2 separate regions of the Homo sapiens genome follow, and region 1 is linked to region 2. Evidence: chromatin contacts called from ENCODE Hi-C or POLR2A ChIA-PET data. All regions are on one chromosome and are shown on one strand. The core of a region is the stretch at or near the end of the contact, and the rest is flanking DNA. Distances in the headings are between cores, read along the strand shown.

Region 1 (4,738 bases), core at 347-2,846, 330 kb before region 2:
AGAAGTTCAAGACCAGCCTGGGCAATACAGCGAAACCCTGTCTCTACCAAAAAAAACCAAAACCATAAATTAGCTGGGTGTGCTGGCACATGCCTATGGTCCCAGCTACTCGGGAGGCTGAGATGGGAGGATCTCTTGAACCCAGGAGGTTGAGGCTGCAGTGAGCTGTGACTGTGCCACTGCACCACTCCAGCCTGGGCAACTGAGCAAGAACTGTCAAAAATAAAAATAAAAATAAAATAAAATAAAGAAGGGAGGGAGGGAAGAAGGGAAAAGAAAAACGTACTTTTTTTCCCATCCAATATCATGGAGCCTCTGAATTTCTCTAGGGACTGCAAGGGCCATGGACCAAAGGTAAACAGCCTCTGGTGAATCACGGGCAGAGGGAGGCAAGGGAGAACATCACAGGAGGAGCTGGTGTTCACTCTGCCTCCTGAATCCACACAAGCAACAAGCCTGTCCCCAGACCCCATGGAGCACGGCCTGGTGCCTCCTGCCTTAACAGATGTTGCCCGGTTTGATCTGTGTGACTTTTATTGGTGTTTCGCTCCCCCACCCCACCTCCTGAATGGTTTCTGGTGCCTGCAATAGAGCTTATGAAAGATTTAGGACATGGCCAGGACTATAATCCACTGTGACAGTCTTGGCCACCACCTAAAGAGCTTGCTATCACCACCCTGGCGGCAGCAGGATGGAACCTCGGTGTGGCTGCCAGCAGTGTCTGCATAATAGCACCCAGGAGAGGGGACATGCTGGAGCCACTGGCAGAGCCAGGCAGCCCTCCCCAAGGCTGAGACACATCCCGTCTGGGGGTGGCCAATGGAATCCCAGATGGCTGTCTGGCCATCTCTCCCTGGAGCCCAGGGGCAGAGGTGTCGATATTAGACTGAAAGCTATTTGATAAGCATCGGGGTCAGTGAAGCCCTGTTGAGCACTTACTGTGGACACTTACTTGCACCTTTGTAGGCAACAAACAGTTGCCATATCAGCAGACCCTGTGACTGCAAAGCATCATTTAATTGTCACATCTCTGTTATTGACATTGTACAGATGGGAGCCAGGGGTTCCAGGTTCCCATCTGGCTTTGGGACTTGGGCAAGTCCTTTTCTCTCTTTAGACCTCGGTTTCCTCATCTAAAATGAGAATCTGCATGTGACGAGCCATGGGGCCCTCTCAGCTCCCACCTCCTACAAAGGGTGCTGTGTTCCAGAGCCAGAGACTGCCATGGGTGCCTGCCAGTGGCTGGGGTCCCATCCCCACCCTTCCCTAGCTTCAAGAGAACCGCTCGGGCACACTTCACCCATGAAGGCAGCACAGACTATGGGCAGCTTTGTTGCTGATCAGAGGCAGCTGGGGCCTCTCTGGCAGGAGCCCAAACCAAGACATTTTAATAAATGTCCCAGAGTCCAAGACAAAATCTCTGATCCAAGTCCTCCATAAATAAAGAAACCTGGAGCCTGGCTGTTTATGCTGGCTGACCACTGATGGAGCAGAGTGAACTCTCAGACTTTACCAACAGATGTCCAGGAAGGGTCTGTGGAACCAGGGAATCGAGTGCACTCACCTTGACAAGTAGGGGCTGGGAGAGGCACAGCAGGCACGTCCCAGAGACGCCGGCTGTGCTGTGTTTGTGACTGCCAGAGGCCACCTCCGGCCAAGAACATGACCCAGCTTTCTGGACAGAGACCTGACCCAGGAGCTACTGCCTGGCCGAGGCTCTGCCACAAATCCCTGGGTATTGAGAGAGCCAGGCTCATTCCCCCTGGCTGAGGCTCACCGGAGCCAGGGAGGATTTTTAAAAATCTCGCTGAGGTGCCTGAAGTTAAAGGAGCCAGAGAAATCCCAAGCAGGTTTGGTTTACAGCACTGAACCATGAAGAAGGGCCACACTGGGTGCTCACAGTGGTCCCAGAGGTGAGTGGGACCGAGGCTGGCTCAGAGAGATTGATCATTTCTCCTGGGTTGCACAGCTAGAAATGGCTGAGCTGGGGCTGGAGCTTAGGTTTTCCACCTCCCGTGCCCATGTTCTCCCCACCCCAGGAATATGTAAGTTGATCTGCATCTTCAGGCCATTCTGCCCTTGTGGGCTGTGGGCTGTGTCCCTACCTTGTATGCACCCGCCTGGCTGTGACCTGCTGGGTCTCTTCTGGGGAGCCCCGCTTTCTCCAAGGCCTCCTCCAGGGAGAAGCTGCAGCCCAGGAAGAAGGCCACCATGTCCTTCAGCTGCTCCGAGTACTGCTCCAGCGAAGCCAGGCTGCCGGTGCAGGCACCGAACTCGTATTTCCAGAACTGGGGATGGCCCATCCTGGGGACATAAGGGGAAAGCTGGGAGGGCCCCAGACTCTCACTGTGGCCCCTGATAATACATTATAGAAGGACTGCGGAGAGAGAAGAGGATGTCTAGTGCTGAAATTTTCAGCCCTGGCACCAGGGTAGGGAGCATAGTTTTCAGCAGGGGGCCTTGCTGGCATCCTTCAAATGTCCCCAGATCGGAAACGATTAAATCAGCACGTATAGAACGTACCCCCACCTCCCACCCAGTGTGTCTCCTATACCCGCAAGCCAAAACAAGCCAAACCACCGAGAAAAGTAAATGGTGGCCAGGCACGGTGGCTCATGACTGTAATCCCAGCACTTTGGGAGGCCGAGGCGGGCAGATCACTTGAACTCCGGAGTTCAAGACAAGCCTGGGCAACAAGGTGAAACCCCGTCTATACTAAAAATACAAAAACTAGCCAGGCATGGTGGTACACAGCTGTAATCTCAGCTACTCAGGAGGCTGAAGCAGGAGAATCGCTTGAACCTGGGAGGTGGAGGTTGTAGTGAGCCGAGATCGTGCCACTGCACTACTCCAGCCTGGGCAACAGAGTGAGACTGCCTCAAAGAAAAAAAAAAAAAAAGAAGAAGAAGAAAAGTAAATGGTGGCCTCTCTGCTATAGAGGTAGGACCAGTAGCCCAAAGGGGACAGAGAATATGTGTCTTGGGGAACCTCTCAGTGCCAGTAGTGGGTGAGGCCTTTCTCTTCCCTTAAAGGAAACTCTTCTGTAGGGTTGAAAGACTTCTTTGGTTACAAGCTTATTCTTTACCCACTCCAAACTCTTTTACTGAGCCATGCCTTCATGCCGGGCACATGCTGGGCGATGGGGCTAGAGTAATGGAGAGGACACTGTCCCAGTCTTTTTTTCTTTTTTTAATGTTTTTTATTTATTTATTTTTTTTTTGAGACAGAGTCTTGCTCTGTTGCCCAGCCTGGAGTGCAGTGGTGCAACCTCGGCTCACTGCAACCTCTGCCTCCCAGGTTCAAGTGATTCTCCCACCTCAGCCTCCCAAATAGCTGAGATCATAGGCCCGAACCACCATGCCCGGCTAATTTCTGTATTTTTAGTAGAGACAGCGTTTCACCGCGTTGGCCAGGCTGGTCTCGAATTCCTGATCTCAGGTGATCTGCTCTCCTTGGCCTCCCAAAGTGCTGGGATTACAGGCGTGAGCCACCGCGCCCATCCCATCCCAGCATTTAAAGAGCTCGTAACCCTAATTGATAGGTGAGACTTCACTGAAAACACATACTGGCAATACACAGCAAGGAATGTCAACCGTCTAGGTAGAGTGACACAGAGAAGGAAGAAATCAATTCTCTTCCACAGAGGAGTTTGGTGCTGGGTCTTGAGGCATGAATAGGAGTTTGCCAGTTGGGCAAGGAAGAAGGCATACCCAGGCAGAGGAAGCAGCACGTGGAAAGCCCACTGGGGGATGGGCTCCAGGAGTTTCCAAGTTGGCAGCACAGGAGGCACCGGGGAAAAATGTAAAGGTACAATCATGGGCCCAGATGGGGTCTCCAAAGGACCTTCCCGTCCTAAAATGATCATGACAGAATGTTCCTGGGGGGTTTTCTGTCTCGGGAACTGGCTGGGGATGACTGGAGTGTCAGGGGTCAGGGGAGAAACTGAGCTGGGGCCAGGTCACCATGGGCTTGAGATCAGGCTGAGGTCCAAGCCATAAGAAGATGCTGAAGAATTTTATTTTATTTTATATATATATATTTTAGACAGGGTCTTGCCCTGTTGCCCAGGCTGGAGTGCAGTGACATGATCTCGGCTCACCGCAGCCTCAACCTCCTGGTCTCAAGCAATCCTCCTCAGCCTCCCGAGTAGCTGGGACCACAGGTGTGCACCGCTATGCCCAGTTAATTTTTAAAAAAAAAATTTGTAGAGACCAGGTCTTCCCTATGTTGCCCAGGCTGGTCTCAAACTCCTGGGCTCAAGCCATCCTCCTGCCTCAGCCTCCCGAAGTACTGGGATTACAGGCATGAACCACAGCACCCAGTCTGAAGGAGTTTTAAGAGGAGAGCCACATGATCGGGTTTAGCATTAGAAAGTCACTCTGCTGGGAAAGCAGATGATGACAGGGTTGGGGAAGAAAGGATGAGACTAGGGCTAGGCCAGGGAAGATGCCAGTCTGTGCTGGTGCCATAGGAAAGGTAGACTCGTGGGAGAGGTACACCGACCCAGCATCAGTAGGGCCATTTACTAGATAGGTTCTAGTTTAAAAGCCTGGGAGAACAGACACAATATCTCTGTCTCTGGGTGTTGGTAATGCAAGTGTTTTTTATTTTCTTCTTAATCCTGTACAGGCGGGTTTCTGGCTTGGGCGATGGAGTGGACAGATGGCAGAGCCAGTGGGATTTCTCCAGGGCTGGACTTTCTCCATGATCTCAAAGATCTCAGCCAGGACAGGCGCCA
Region 2 (4,354 bases), core at 1,680-4,179:
CAGACATGGAAGCCATGTATAATCTTGGCCCACCTTGAATTGCTGTTGACCCTAAGCATATGAGCAAGTTCTGCAAAGCTCCAGTTAACAGTGTGAGGCTCTTTAAACAGGGATTCACACAGGAGCGCCAACTGCATTTCTTTTCTTTTCTTTTTTTTTTTGAGACGCAGTCTCACTCTGTTGCCCAGGCTGGAGTGCAGTGGTGCCATCTCAGCTCACTGCAACCTCCGCCTCCTGGTTTCAAGCGATTCTCCTGCCTCAGCCTCCCAAGCAGGTGGGATTACACATGTGTGCCACCATGCCCAGCTAATTTTTCTATTTTTAGTAGAGATGGGGTTTCACCATGTTGGCCACGCTGGTCTCGAACTCCTGACCTTGTGATCCGCCCATCTCAGCCTCCCAAAGTGCTGGGATTACAGGCGTGAGCCCCCGTGCCCGGCCCACCAACTGCATTTCTAATGCTTGATTTGTTCAGCATAGTGGTAGCATGCAGGTGTTCATGATAGTATCCTTATGCCCTTTGCATGTATGAAATATTTCATAATGATTTTTTAAAGGACAGCATAGGCTGGGTGTGGTGGCTCATGCCTGTAATCCCAGCACTTTGGGAGGCCAAGGCGGGTGGACCACTTGAGCTCAGGAGTTTGAGACCAGCCTGGCCAACATGGTGAAACCCCGTCTCTACTAAAAATACAAAAATCAGCCTGGCACGGTGGCACGCAGCTATAATCCCAGATCCTCGGGAGGCTGAGGCAGGGGAATCGCTTGAACCTGGGAGGCAGAGGTTGCAGTGAGCCAAGTTCGCGCCACAGCACTCCAGCCTGGGTGACAGAGCGAGACCCTGTCTCTCAAAAAAAGTGCAACCTAAGTACAAGCCTAGTCCCACCAGCAAATAGCAGCCCATCCTTGGTTGCATAACCTGGAGGAGAGGAGCAGAGCCACAGTCAGAGCCTCACACCGCAGATTCGCCTGCCGTGATTCCACTCAGGCTAGAAACATTCCCTAAACAACTCATAAGGGAGACAGTGCACTCTAAGCACACTGAAGGGTGAGAGGAGGCTGCCCAAGGATTAAAATTTTAACCCAGATGGCCGGGCACGGTGGCTCATGCCTGTAATCCCAGTACTTTGGGAGGCCGAGGCAGGTGGATCACCAGGTCAGGAGTTCAAGACCAGACTGGCCAAGATGGTGAAACCCAGTCTCTACTAAAAATACAAAAAAAATTAGCCAGGTGTGGTGGCGGGTGCTTGTAATCCCAGCTACTCAGGAGGCTGAGGCAGAGAATTGCTTGAACCCAGGAGGCAGAGTTTGCAGTGAGCCGAGATCGAGCCACTGCACTCCAGCCTGAGCAACAGAGCAAGACTCTGTCTCAAAAAAAGAAAAAAGAAAATTTAATCCAGATGATCTGCGGGGTGAGAGGGCAGGTTGTACAAAGTTCAGTTTGAGGGGCTGTGTGTGCTCACTCCTGCCATCCATCAGGCCTTTGGGGCACGTGGGCCTGGCAGAATGAGTGACCTGTGAAACTGAATTTGTCCACAGGCCTACCCTGAGCAGTGAGTTATTAAACATCAGTGAAGAGCAAGGAAGGGTATGTTAGTCCATTTTGTGTTTCTATAAAGGAATACTGAAGCTGGGTAATTTATATAGAAAAGAGGTTTATTTGGCTCACAGTTGTGCAAGCTATACATGAAGTATGCTCAGCTTCTGATGAGGATCTCAGGAAGCTTATAATCACAGCAGAGGCTGGGCACTGTGGCTCATGCCTGTAATACCAGCACTTTGGGAGGCCAAGGTGGGTGGATAACCTGAGGTCAGGAGTTTGAGACCAGCCTGGGCAATATGGTGAAACTCCAACTGTAATAAAATTACAAAAATTCTCCTGGCATGGTGGTGGGTGCCTGTAATCCCAGCTACTCGGGAGGCTGAGGCACGAGAATCACTTGAACCCGGGAGGTGGAGGTTGCAGTGAGCCGAGATCACACCATTGCTCTTCAGCCTGGGCGACAGAGTGAGACTCTGTCTCAAAAAAAAAAAAAAAAAATCGCAGCAGAAGATGAAGGGGGAGTAGGTGTGTCACATGGAGAGGGGGGCAGAGGAGAAAGAGGGAGAGGAGGTGCCAGGCTCTTTTAAACAACCAGCTGTCACATGAACTAACAGAGTGAGACTCGCTCATCACCAAGGGGTGGCACCAAGCCATTCATGAGGGATCCTCCCCATGAGCTACACATCTCCCTCTAGGCCCCCACCTCCCACACTGGGGGTCACATTTCAACGTGAGGTTTGGAGGGGACAAACATCCAAACCATTTCAAAGAGATATTAAAGCCTGAGCAACATGGCCAAACTCCGTCTCTACAAAAAACACAAAAATTAGCCAGGTGTGGTGGCACACACTTACAGGCTCAGCTTCTTGGGAGGCTAAAGTGGGAGGATAACTTGAGCCCAGGAGGTTGAGGCTGCAGTGAGCCATGATCACACCACTGCACTCCAGCCTAAGTAACAAAGCAAGACCCTGGAAAGAAAAAAAAAAAGGAGATATTAAGATCTCTGTTCATCCAACCAAGAAAACAAAGATAGGTTTCTGTGCTCTGCACAGTGGGAGCAGTACTGCTTCTGTTCTCTGTGCTCTCCGCCCCAGGGCCAGCATTTCTCCGCCTGGGTCTGGGCTCTGGACAGTTCTCTTAGTCTCCCAAATCTTTTCCAACTCCAATTGTTATAAAAATCATTTACCAGATGTCTCCCTCAGGTTCTTTGTTCAAAAGCAACAAAAACTAACTTAAGTAACTTAAGCAAAAAGTTAACTGAGTAACTTAAGCAAAAAGGGAATGGACAACAGGAAGTGGGAGAGGCAAATGACCGAAGGCACAAAGCCCAGACTTGGAAGGGGCAGGGCCTGGGTGGCCCTTGGGGCCTGGGAAAGGAAAGTAAATGGATGTTTCATCTGGTCCTCAGTACTGAACACATCTAATCCGGCGTGAGTGGGCAGGGAATCGTGTGAGTGACTGTGTTTAAGTTTGAGTTTCTTTTTCCTTCATCCCTAGGTCTCTCCAGGCTAGACTGAAATATCAGGGAGGAAGGGTTCTAACTGCCTGGCTGGGTCACATGCTCAGCCTTGACTAGAGGAAGGCAGTGCATCCTCCTCCTTGACGGGTACTTATCATGTGCTAGTTTGAGGTCATTTCTCCAAAGCAAAGTGGGAGCAGAAGCCGAGGGCAGGAGACTGGACGCTGGGCAGAAGCAAAATCAGTGGCCGCTCCCCCAGGGCTTCTGGTCTGCCTGTTCCTTGTCTGCCTTTTTTTTTTTTTTTTTTTTGAGATGAGTTTCACTCTCGTCACCCAGGCTGGAGTGCAATGGCATATTCTCGGTTCACTGCAACCTCTGCCTCCCGGGTTCAAGAGATTCTCGTGCCTCAGGCTCCCAAGTAGCTGGGATTACAGGCACCCGCCACCACGACCGGCTAATTTTTATTTTTATTTTATTTTTATTTTTAGTAGAGATGGGGTTTCACCATGTTGGCCAGATTGGTCTCAAACTCCTGACCTCAGGTGATCCACCCACCTCGGCCTCCCAAAGTGTTGGGATTACAGGTGTGAGCCACCGTGCCCAGCCCCTTGTCTGGCTTTTTAACAAGACATTTGTCTTCCAGCAGATCCCAAACTCCAGGACAGGGACATTTTCCTCCACTTTTGTTTCCTTTGGTGGTGGACAGGGGAGGTCAGCGCCATCCCAAACATTTGGTAGCTGCATAATAAATGCTTATGGAATTGAGTTTGATCAAATCCGAGAGACAAAAAATGGAAGCGCAGAGCTTTCCAAAATACTGAAAGCATTCAGAACATCTTGGTGCTCTAGGGTAAAGTGGAAAGAGTTAAATATTTCAGACTGGCTTTGTGTTTCTGACCCCTCCTTCACCCACCCTGTGCTGGGTGTTGCTCTGTGGTGATGCAGGGTAAAGGAATAATTGGCCATATTCTGTTAAGGCATGGCATCTAAAAGTGAAGGTTTTCTTCTGAGATAAAGTTTGAAAAGGGGCTCAGTAGAGGCCAGGTATTAATTTCCATCCTGGAGGAAGAAAGGCATGGAAACTGCAGCAAGTTTGTGTTGACTTCATTAGTCTGTTGATGCTGGAGCACACGGCCTGTCCCCTTCACAACTGGAAAGAACACAAGTCCCCGCCTCAATCAAAGCCTGTGTGTTGTCTCCCAATCAATGGTGCACCTTACCTTCTATTTATTTATTTGAGACGGAGTCTCGCTCTGTCACCCAGCACCCAGGCTGGAGTGCAGTGGTGCGATCTTGGCTCACTGCAGCCTCTTCCTCCCGGGTTGAAGCAGTTCTTCTGCCTCAGCCTCCTG

What was found. Hi-C counts contacts between places; a loop is a spot of excess contacts on that map. ChIA-PET counts read pairs that join two places held with the same protein, here RNA polymerase II (POLR2A).
Region 1: a loop to region 2 is called in a map of astrocyte of the cerebellum, with 4 times the contacts of the local background. The contact joins two enhancer-like sites. A Hi-C loop is called at or near these places in 1 of 168 maps with a recorded cell type or tissue (astrocyte of the cerebellum). POLR2A ChIA-PET finds 5 or more read pairs at or near these places in 3 of 52 experiments (A673, Caco-2 and GM12878).

Annotation. Positions count from the first base shown.
Region 1 is chr14:91,167,569-91,172,306 of GRCh38, reverse strand. DGLUCY (D-glutamate cyclase) reads right to left here. Exons shown (of 14, transcript NM_001102368.3): 5 at 2,106-2,304. Among named protein-coding and RNA genes, the nearest start is that of SNORA11B, 44 kb to the right of the region's middle. Within about 2 kb of position 1,596, at least 14 of the 41 ENCODE cell types and tissues checked have a DNase peak (open chromatin) inside an H3K27ac peak, as active enhancers do.
Region 2 is chr14:90,837,971-90,842,324 of GRCh38, reverse strand. No RefSeq gene overlaps it. Among named protein-coding and RNA genes, the nearest start is that of LINC02321, 12 kb to the right of the region's middle. Within about 2 kb of position 2,929, at least 19 of the 41 ENCODE cell types and tissues checked have a DNase peak (open chromatin) inside an H3K27ac peak, as active enhancers do.